Linked DNA regions of Homo sapiens: region 1 is linked to region 2. A link is an interaction called in ENCODE POLR2A ChIA-PET data of the cell type or tissue named here. Cell type or tissue: MCF 10A. All regions are shown on one strand. Links, peaks and the distances in the headings refer to the core of each region. The heading gives the core; the rest is flanking DNA.

Evidence for each region. ChIA-PET counts read pairs that join two places held together with the same protein. Peaks named below come from ENCODE experiments on the same cell type or tissue, not always from the same donor. Only the 100,000 strongest peaks of a DNase experiment are listed, where the experiment ranks them.
Region 1: POLR2A ChIA-PET joins it to region 2 with 5 read pairs; 3 of 35 experiments call an interaction of 5 or more read pairs at or near these places.

Annotation. Positions count from the first base shown.
Region 1 is chr15:23,417,834-23,423,207 of GRCh38, forward strand. No RefSeq gene overlaps it. Among named protein-coding and RNA genes, the nearest start is that of GOLGA6L2, 27 kb to the right of the region's middle. In MCF 10A, for the core only: no CTCF peak of the experiment used is centred there; no DNase peak of the experiment used is centred there.
Region 2 is chr15:22,946,600-22,951,973 of GRCh38, forward strand. CYFIP1 (cytoplasmic FMR1 interacting protein 1) reads right to left here. Exons shown (of 31, transcript NM_014608.6): 2 at 570-692; 3 at 404-493. The coding sequence starts at 686. Among named protein-coding and RNA genes, the nearest start is that of CYFIP1, 31 kb to the right of the region's middle. RefSeq lists an enhancer at 529-1,213. In MCF 10A, for the core only: no CTCF peak of the experiment used is centred there; a DNase peak (open chromatin) is centred at 2,762.

The DNA.
Region 1 (5,374 bases), core at 263-5,262, 470 kb after region 2:
CTGTCATGGTTGTGGGCACCTGTAATCCCAGCTACTTGGGAGGCTGAGGCAGGAGAATCGCTTGAACCCGGGAGGTGGAGGTTGCAGTAAGCCGAGATCGCGCCACTGCACTCCAGCCTGGGCAACAAGAGTGAAACTCTGTCTCAAAAATAATAAAATTAAAATAAAATAAAAAAGAGTGGTCTCTGGACCAATAGCTCAGTATCACCTGGACATTTGTTAGAAATCCAGACCTACTGAACCAGAATCTGTATTTTAGCAAGACCCCCAGGTGATCTGTGTGTACATTAAAGTGTGAGATGTTTTTGTAGCAACATGCATGGAACTGGAGGTCATTATCTTAAGTGAAATAAGCCAGATACAGAAAGACAAATATTGCATGTTCTCACTCCCAAGTGGGTGCTAAAAAATGCATACACATGGCTCCACAGAGAGTGGAATAATAAACAATGGAGATTCAGGAGAGTGAATGTAAATTCTGGCAGTTCATCCACCACTGTGAACCATGAGAAATAGTTTAATGGCTGCCAGGTGAGGTGGCTCACACCTGTAATCTTAGCACTTTGGGAGGCCAAAGCAGGAGGATCACTTGAGCCCAGGAGTTCAAGACCAGCCTGGGCAACATGGCAAGACCCCATCTCTACAAAAAATGCAAAATATTAGCTGGGCATGGTGGCACGCACCTGTAGTCCCTGCTACTCAGGAAGCTGAGATGGGAGGATCGTTTGAGCCTGGGAGATAGAGACTGCAGTGAGCCATGATTGCACCACTGTACTTCATCCTAGGTGACAAAATGAGAACCTGTTTAAAAAAACAAAAATAGGCTGGGCACGGTGGCCCACGCCTGTAATCCCAGCACTTCGGGAGGCTGAGGCAGGTGGATCACCTGAGGTCAGGAGTTCGAGACCAGCCTGGCCAACATGGCAAAACCCCGTCTCTACTAAAAGTACAAAAATTAGCCGGGCGTGGTGGCGGGCACCTGTAATCCCAACTACGCAGGAGGCTGAGGCAGGAGAATAGCTTGAACCCGGGAGGTGGAGGTTGCAGTCAGCCGAGATTGAGCCTGCACTCCAGCCTGGTGACAGAGCGAGACTCTGTCTCAAAAAAACACAGCAGCAAGCAACAACAACTAAAAGAAATCACTGAATGGGTACAATGTATGTTATCGGGATGATGGAGATCCTAAAAGCCCTGACCTGACTATTACACAATCTATGCATGTAATGAAATTGTATTTGTACCCCATAAATTTATGTAAATAAAACATTTTAAAAAGTGTGAGATGTGCAGGTCGAAAATGATGCAGAATGCTCAGCACAGGGCCTGACACTTAGCAAGAGCTCCATGAATGTTAGCTAATGCGGTGGATGGACTCATGGTCCCCCAAAGAGGTCCACATCCTAATCCCCAGAACCTGTGAAAGTGGTAATTTACATTGTAAAAGGGGCTTTGCAGGTGTGATCAAATTAAGTCTCCTGAGACGAAGGAATTCACCTGGATTATCCCCGAGGGGCCCAATGATGCAATCACAAGGGTCTTTTTTTTTTTTTTTGAGATAGCGTCTCACTCTGTTGCCCAGACTGGAGTGCAGGCTCGATCTCGGCTCACTGCAACCTCTGCCTTCTGGGTTCAAGCGATTCTCCTGCCTCAGCCTCCTGAGTAGCTGGAATTACAGGTGTGCACCACCATGCCCAGCTACTTTTTGTATTTTTAGTGGAGATGGGGGTTTCCCCATGTTGCCCAGGCTGGTCTCGAACTCCTGACCTCAGGTGGCCTTGGCCTCTCAAAGTGCTGGGATTACAGGCATGAGTCACCACACCTGGCCACAATGGTCCCTATAAGAGATGGTGGGCAGGGCAAGAAGAAATGTGAGATGTGAGGCTGGAAGCAGAGGGTGGAATGCATGCTTTGAAGGTGGAGGCACCTGCTCTGCGGCAGGCCTGTAGAATCGGGAAAAGACAAGGACTCAGATTCTCCCTCAGAACGCCCTGGAGGAAACAAGCTCTGCTGACACCTTGATTTTAGACGTCGGACCTCCAGAACGGTAAGAGAATAAATGTATCTTATTTTAAGTCACTAAGTTTGTGGAAGCTTGTTGGAGCAGCAATACAGAATGAATATAGCTGCCATTCTTATTGTTATCCTGTTTGTCGTAGGCTGGCTCTGCCATCTTCCCATTCAGTTGTTTCAGGCAAGTTATTGAGTCTCTCTGAACTTGAGTTTTCTGCTCTGTAAAATGGAGACAAGAAGTTTTCCTACTTCTGGTCAAATGAGATAATGCATGTAAAGTGACTCCAGCTGTCATGATTGTTGTTGCTCTTGTTTAAGTAGAGGCAGTGGCCATGGCTGGCTCTGTGTGACCTGGGGCAAGTTATGAGACTTCTCTGAACTTTAGTTTCCCCGCCTACAAAGTGGGGGTCATGACAGCATCTACCTCCTGAGGCTGTCGTGAAGCTGGAAGGAGACCCTAAGCATAATTTCTGGGCCCATGCCTCGCTTGAGGAGGACGTAGGTATAATTCTGGCCGAATTGGAGAACGTGATCTCTAAACTGGGTGGGCCCCTCTAAGCTGTCCTGACTCCGGTCCTCTGTGCTGGATCACAGCCTCAGCCTGGCTGGCAGGGGAGTAGATCATTCCTATTCCCTTTGCCTCCCCAGCTCTTCCCAAGTGGACACCACAACCCCATTGCTTTTTTTAGAGACGGAGTCTCCCTCTCTCACCCAGGCTGGAGTGCAGTGGTGTGATCTCGGTTCACTGCAACCTCCGCCTCCCGGGTCCAGGTGATTCTCCTGCCTCTGAGTAGCTGGGATTACAGGTGCATGCCACCACTGCCGGCTAATTTTTGTACTTTTAGTAGAGATGGGGTTTCACCATGTTGGCTAGGCTGGTCTCAAACTCCTGACCTCAAGTGATATGCCCACCTCAACCTCTAAGTGCTGGGATTACAGGCGTGAACCACTGCGCCTGGCCCCCATTACCTTTTGTTGTGACTGCAGCAGACTCACTGGGGGGCTTCTGTCCCCAGAGGGCGGGGAGCTCAAGTTAGTTCATTGAGGAGGGGCAGGGGCCATAGGGCTGGGGCGGGGCCTGGACATCCCAACACGAGGGTCCTTCCTGTGCTGAGGTTCCAGACTGAGGCGGGAGTCAGTCTGAGGCCTGGCCGTGCGGCTTGGCGTCTATCCAGGCTGGAATTTGCAGGATTTGTGCTGTGGTGCTGGAATCGGCTCCCTCGGAGTGTGTGTCTCACTGGATTGGATCTGTCTGTGTCTTGGGGGTGTTCTTTAAAGGGAAGAACCTGACAGACTTCACACTGCAGTGCCCCGTGCAGGGCCTGGCACACAGAAAATATCTATTGGACCAGTGAATGGATCATCCAAGGGACTGAACGTCCCCAGTGCAAACAGGAAGGGAGTTTGTGTCAGTGGGGAGTCTCCCAGGCCCCAGTAAGACTGGTTGACCAGGTCCTCCCTAAGTTCTGGGTGTTGCTGAAGTGGCCTTGCTGCTCTGAAAACAGCTGTGTGCATCTCAGCCTCGCCTCTCCCGGAGGAGGGCCTCTCACTTCCTACGAAACCAGGACTGCAGCCTCAGAGAGGTTTGAGGGTGTGCCCAGGGCTACACACTTAGAGTGAGTTTGGGGCGTGAGGCAAGGATTTGTGGGGTGGCTGCCCAGCTAAGCACCTGGACACTGTTCTGTAGGAAAGGAGAGCCGTTAAAGAATTTGTATCTACCTCTTTTTTTTCTTGGTTTTGTTACTTTCCCCCAACATTTTATTATGAAAATTTTGAAACAGCAACATCAACTCACTAACATTTTACTAAATTTGAGTGATCGCACATCCATCCGTCAAAATTTTGGGTGCATTGTCTCTTTACTTTTACTTTTTCTTTTCTTTCTTTCTTTTTTTTTTTTTTTTTTTTTTTTTTTTTGAGACAGAGTCTCACTCTGTCGCCCAGGCTGGAGTGCAGTGGCACGGTCTCAGCTCACTGCAACCTCCACCTCCCGGGTTCAAGCGATCCTCCCACCTTGGCCTCCCCGGTAGCTGAGACTACAGGTGCCCACCACCATGCCTGGCTAATTTTTGTATCTTTTAGTAGAGATGGGGTTTTGCCATGTTGGCCAGGCTGGTCTCAAACTCCTGACCTCAGGTGATCCGCCCACCTCGGCCTCCCAAAGTGCTGGGATTACAGGCATGAGCCACCACGCCTGGCCCACCCCAGTTATTTTTTTATCCAAGCACCCTGTTCTTATCCTTCATAGGATGATTACAATTAGATACACACTATTTGTTTCCTTTTGGGTGGGGCTAGGTCTGTCTTGTTCCCTCCTGTGTTCCCCAGTCTGTCGTAGGTTGCATGTTCTGTAAGTATCTGCTGAACGAACAGATGAATGAGGGAGATGTTACTGGTCTTTGCTCCTCCAATGCTGCCCCCCACCCTCCATGTCATGTCTCGACATGTCTGATTTCCTGAGAGTGGCTTACGTGCCTGGCATGGTACTGAGCCTTCTTTGAAGCAGCCCTCTGAGCAAGGGATCCCTAGATCGTACATTCACAGATGCGGCAGCTGAGGCTCAGAGAAGTGAAGTGACAGGCCCCGGGTCACACAGCATCGAGGGGGCAAGTCAGGATGTGATTGCAGTTGCTCCGACCCCAGGCCCATGCCCTGAGTCTCTGCACAGCCAGACTCAGAGATCCCAAAGTGGGTCCCCATCATGTCCTGGCTCTCCCCACTTCAGAAGCAGGACCTCGAAAATTTCAAGGAGCCCCAGATACCCCACCTGGACGGCATCCTGGCTCGGGGCAGACCTGCCTCCCAGGCTCCACCTTATGTTCTGCTCCTTCTCATTGCCTCCCAAATTAGTTCCATGTTCAGCCTGGGGCCTGTGGATTCCACTTTTTTCTGTAACCGGAGTTCCCCCAGTGCTTGGCACCAAGCTCGGTGACTTGGCTTCGGCTCAGGTTCCTGATTTCCTTGGACAATTTCAGATGATTTCACTGGCAGAGAAAAGCCCAGCCAGGGGTCAGTGAGCGGATCACTCCCGTTTCCTGTAATCAGGTAGAAAAGGATCACAGATGACGAGCAGTGCCTCCCAAGACACACAGGCTGTAGGAACAGGCCTCCTTTTCTACTTTCACCCTGGAAACCACCTTGCAGGATGGGCCTTGTGATCCCCACTTCACAGATGGGGAAGCTAGGGCTCAGAGAGGTTGGGTGCTTTGCTGAGGGTTGCACAGCAAATGAGTGGCAGGGCAGAATCTGTCCCCTAGTCTGCTGGCCCCAACACACAACCTCTTCCTCCCAGATTCCTTTCTGGCTCCAGGCTGCAGCAGGAACCTGGCCCTGGGGACTCAGAGTGGCGAAAACTCAGACCTTG
Region 2 (5,374 bases), core at 300-5,299:
CACTGTACTCCAGCCTGGGTGGCAGAGCAAGACTCTGTCTCAAAAAAAAAGCAGAACTATAATAACAATGCAATTCATTTATAAATCTAAATCTCATATGGGCACATACCTGGTGTGTGTGGGTGCAGATCTGGAGAGGGAATGAGCATTAACAGGGCAGGTGCACCCTTGAAACGCTGACAAAGGTTTTCTCTGGGCCAGAGACATTGAATTTTCAGAACCAGCATGTATTGTTTTTACACTAAGAAAAGCAAAGACTGTCTTAAAAATATAAGGCATTTCATTCATTTTCTTCTCTTTTTCCTCACTGCATAGTCTATTGGGATAATACCAAAAAGTATACATCTGTCCTTCAAACACGCCCTTCTCTGCAGAGAGAAACAAAGACACACCGCAACATTACCATGCTAGAGTGGACGGTGGCTTGTTCAATGTATCTTGCGATGCCAGTAACAAATGCATTTCTGTCTTCAAAGTTAGTGTTGAAATTTGGCTGAAGGAAAGGAAGAGAAAAACATCATGTGGGGTCGGAGCACAGGCTGTACGCCCTGCAGCTGCTGGGCACCCACCTGGTAGAGCAGCGAGGATGGCGGGGGCTCGATGCAGGGCTGCTGGTCGGGCAGGGGCAGCTCCTCCAGGAGGTCCACGTTGGACAGCGCGTCCTCCAGAGTCACCTGGGCCGCCATCCTGGGCTGGAACAACACATAAGGACCCCTGTTCTGTGAGGAGAAGGAGGGGACACCCAACAAGCTTCGAGGTTGGGTACCCAGGCCTCTAACCCCTTCCCGCTCTCCCGAGGGCACCGGACATGGCTGACAGGGGCATGATCAGTCCTTGGGAGTTGCGTGTCTCTCTCAGGGCACGTGGGCCAGCAGGCTGGGAGGCCCTGTGCAGCTTATCCTTCCACACTCGCTGAGAACAGGCTCTCCTGGCCTCCAGGAGGGTCACAGTATGGGGCACATGGTTCCTGCCATCCTTCCCACCATGGGGGCCGCCGTCCTGAGTTGCTGGTGCTGAGGACTCTCTCGAGGGTCTGACGACCCCCTCAAAGTGCTGGAGGGGCAGCACCTCTCCAATGCCACATCTGCCCAGCAGAGCCTCCCTAAATGCAGCCACCTCCCAGGTGGTGCCTCCAAACACACTAGGGCCTGACATGGAAAAGACGAGCGCCCTGCCGCCCAACACCAGCTGTCTAGCTGCACAGACAGGCTGAGATTGCAAGGAGTATGGGGCTGCCGCAGGGGACAGAAAGTGCCACACCGCAGCTGGAGCAGAGGTGCAGAAATGAAGGCAGACATCGTCTAAACACACCTTCAGAGCCAGCTCCAGGGAGAGGGGGCAATCTGCCTTCTGCTGAATCTGCTCCAGTCTCAAGGGTACTCAGGAGGAGCTCTGCCCTGGGATGGGACCAGGGGCAGCTGAGCCACATTCTATGAAGGAAAGAGCAGCAGGTGGCCTGGAGGAGACACTGAACAGAAGGAGCCCCAAATCCCTCCTCCAGCACTGGCGCAGGCATGGAGGTGCACAGTGGAACGGGTAGTCAGTCCCACTGCACTGGCTGAGGGTGGAGAAGGGAAGCTCTCCAGGGACCCAGGAAGCCCCAGTGGCAGTGTGGAGAGGAAGCAGCTCAGAAGAGCCAGCCGACAAAATTGCTCATGAGCTTCAAGCCCATCCTCAAGCTGCAGGGGTGTGGATCTGATCCTCTTCACACCCCAAACCCTGAGACCACAGCCAGACAGCCACCAGCGGCACACAGGGGGCAGGTCCAAGTGGCAGTGCAGGAGGCTGTGAAGCCAGAATTGACATGGAGCTGCCACCCACTGAAGGCAAGTCAGAACCACAGCCCAAGTCTCCTCAGGGTGTTTGCTTTCTAAAATAAAAATATCAACATCCTCCTAGGATTTTAACAAGACCCAGATCTCATATCATAACATCCAACCATCCACTTACAGCCCAGATTACTCAGCACACAAAGAACGAGGAACGTATGGGCTCCTACAGGAAAAGAGAATCAACAGATGCCAAAATAACACAGGTGCTGCAATTATCCACCCGACTTTAAAGCAACTACTGTGCTATGAAATGCTCTAACGATTGTAACACTCCCAAACTGAATGAAAAAATGGAAATCAGCAAAAGGCAAACAAAACAAGATATAAAGAAGAACCAAATGGAAATTTCAAAACTAAAAGACACACTACTGAAATGTAAAAAAAAAAAAAAACCTCAGGAAAGATTCAGTGAACTTGAAGATAGAGCAATGTTAAGTTTTCTAATCTGAATACCAGAGAGAAAAAAAGATTGAAAAAATTTTGGGGATCTTCAGGACAAGAGAGAAGGTCTAACATCTGTGCCATGAGAGTGCAAAAGGAAAAGGGGAAACCAAGCAGTGATGAAAAACAGCTGAAAAAAATGACAGAAAACACCCTAAATTTGGAGAAAGTCTTTTGTCTACAGATTCAAGAAGCTCTATGGATCCCAAACAAGACAAACAAGAAATCCACACCCAGACACATCACGGTCAAACTGCTGAACACTAAAGATAAAGGAAAACAGATCTTGAAAACAGCAGGAGAAATGACGCTCAGCAGAGCACAGAGCAACAGTGGGAGGGCCGCGGATTCCCCCCGGGGACCAGGCAGGCCGGAGGGCGGGCACAATGTGCCTAAGCCTAAAGCGGGGACCAGGCGGGCCGGAAGGCGGGCACAATGCGCCTAAGCCTAAAGCGGGGAGGTGCCAACTTGGGATCCTCCCTCAAGATGGGAACGTGTCTTCCAGGAAGGAAGGTGAAGCCAGGACGTGGGCAGAGGAGGAAAACAAAGAGCATGCTGGCCAGCGGTACAGGCTGACAGGAAGGGAGGTGGAAGGAGGCATGGGCTACGAACCACAAAGCAGAGGCAGTAGGCAGGCTAAGCGGCGAGGGCGCAGGACACACAACGACCCCACAGCTCTTCCAAAGTGCTTGGCGGTTAAAAGCAAAAATCAAAGTACTGTCTAATGGGCCTTTCAGTGTACATAAATGTAAATTACACAAATACATAACAAGTAAATTATAAAATATTTCTAGGTATATAATTGTATAAATCATATAAACAAGACAACTGTAATCTAAAAGGGGGAGGGGAAACCTGGATGGGGTAAGATTTCTATGTCCCACTAGAAGTAGTAAAAAGCAGACTTTTCAGATCCTCAGCAGAATATGAAATGTTAATAAGCATGGACTTCGAAATCCTTAGAGCAACCACCGAAGAAAGCTGTACAGCCAGGCGCTGCAGTCCCAGCTACTTGGGAGGCTGAGAAGGGAGGATCACTTGAGTCCAGGAGTTCAAGGCCTGTCTGGGCAACACAGTGAAATCCTGCCTCTTTTAAAAAAAGAAAAATTAACATACTTTTTAAAAAAGCTATCCAAAGCAAAATAGATAACATATAATTTAGAATAAATTAAAACAGAATACTATGTTTTTAAAAACCTAAAAGGAAATAGAGCAATGATAAAGATAGTGATCTAACAGAAGTCAGATAATAAAATGGTAGACCTGAATCGAAACACATTGATAATTACACTATCATAATAATCTAAAAACACCAATTAGAAGAGGTTGTCAGAACAGATAAATAAAATCCTAACCCAACCATATGCCATCTACAAGAAACTTACTTCAAATATACTGATACAGGTAGGTAAGTCGAAAGCAAAAGGGGAAAAAGGTGAACCAGGCAAGCGCTGGCCAAAAGGAAGCTGGGGTGGCTTTGTCAGCACCAGACCCAGCCAGCCTCCGAGCAAGGAACTCATCAGAGAGAGAGAAGGAAGGGGTCAGCTCCCCAAGGAGCCAGAACAACCCTCAATGTGAATGCACCCGGCCAAAAAGCTTCCTTCACGTTACACTAGGCAAAAGCTGACAGAGCTGGAAGAAGAAATGCCATAGCCACCCCCGAATCTCAGTTTCACTTTCCACGATTTCAATGACCAGAGGTCAACTGCACTCCAAAAATATTAAACGGAAAACTCCATTCACAAACACTCCGTAAGTTTTAAACTGTGCGCTGTTCTGAGTAGGATGATAAACTCTCAGACCGTCCTGCTCCTCCCACCCAGGACACAAACCATCCCCTTGTCCAGCGTGTCCAAGCTGTATGTGCGACCCGCCTGTGAGCCACACAGTAGCCGGCTGGGTCGCCAGCATGGGACTGCAGCGGTATGGCCAGGCTGGTCAAGGTCAGCAGCGGCCTAAGGCTGCATTGCAATGCCTGCGCCGCCCATCTCACCGCCATCTCACGGCGGGCACCAAAGGGCAAGAGAGAGAGAGAGAGACCACGTTCACATAACTTTTATGACAGTATATTGTTACAACTGTTCTATTATTATTGTAATCTCTTACCGTGCCTAATTTACCAATTAAAGTTCGTCACTGGTATGCAAGTACGGAAAAACATAGACTACGCAGGGTTCAGTACAGTCTCCAGGCTCAGGCATCCACGCGGGGTGTTGGGCCGGTTCCACAGATACATGGAAACAATTGCAGGCCAATCCCCAATGGCGGCTGGAGACGCCACCCATTTTCTCAGGAACTGACTGGAAATGAGGGAGAACAGAGGCACCGGCCGCACCGCCAGCCACCTGGACCTCCCCGACACGTAAGGGAACGCCCCCGACCGCAGCCGGTCACTGCTGCATGTTCCTCACTAGAAATCTACATGTAGCAGAAACTCTCGTCCACTTCCCTCCACATCACAGCTTCCTGTTCCACACACCTCAGAAAGGAGCAGTGCAGGGCAGCCCCGGCCGGGTGGGTGCAGGGTCCAGCCCCAGCGCTGCCTGCAGAGCCAGCATGGGGGGCCTGCCCTTGGTGTCCACGCAGGCACCTCAGGGTGATGCCGCTCGGAGGGGCCAGGCTGCCTGAGGACGTGCTTCGGCCCCATAGGGGCTGCCCGTGTCCTGCGACTCCAGCCCAGAGTCCCGCAGTCTGCCCTTTCTGCGGCCTGAACCCAGATAGTGCCAGGAGAGGCCTGGGGGCGTGTCCAGTCATGCCCGGGCCCCACGCGGGTCAACAAGAAGACAGGTCGGACCGAGCACCCTGGGAAGCCACAGATCCCACATGGCAACAGCCCCTGACCCCGCGCAGCACCCACAGGGACTCGCCTTCCTCCCCGGCCTCTGCCCAGGAGAGGCCAAGATGACCCCATGGTGGAGGAAGGTGGGGAGGGGCGCCACAGACAGGCTCGGGGGAGAACTGCTCGTGCGTCAGCTGTGATCCACAGCAGGGACCACTGATGTCGAACCCACGGAAAAACGCCAGATGCGCAGCTTGTTGAACCCACGGAAAAACACCAGATAACGCAGCTTGTTGAACCCATGGAAAAACGCCAGATGCGC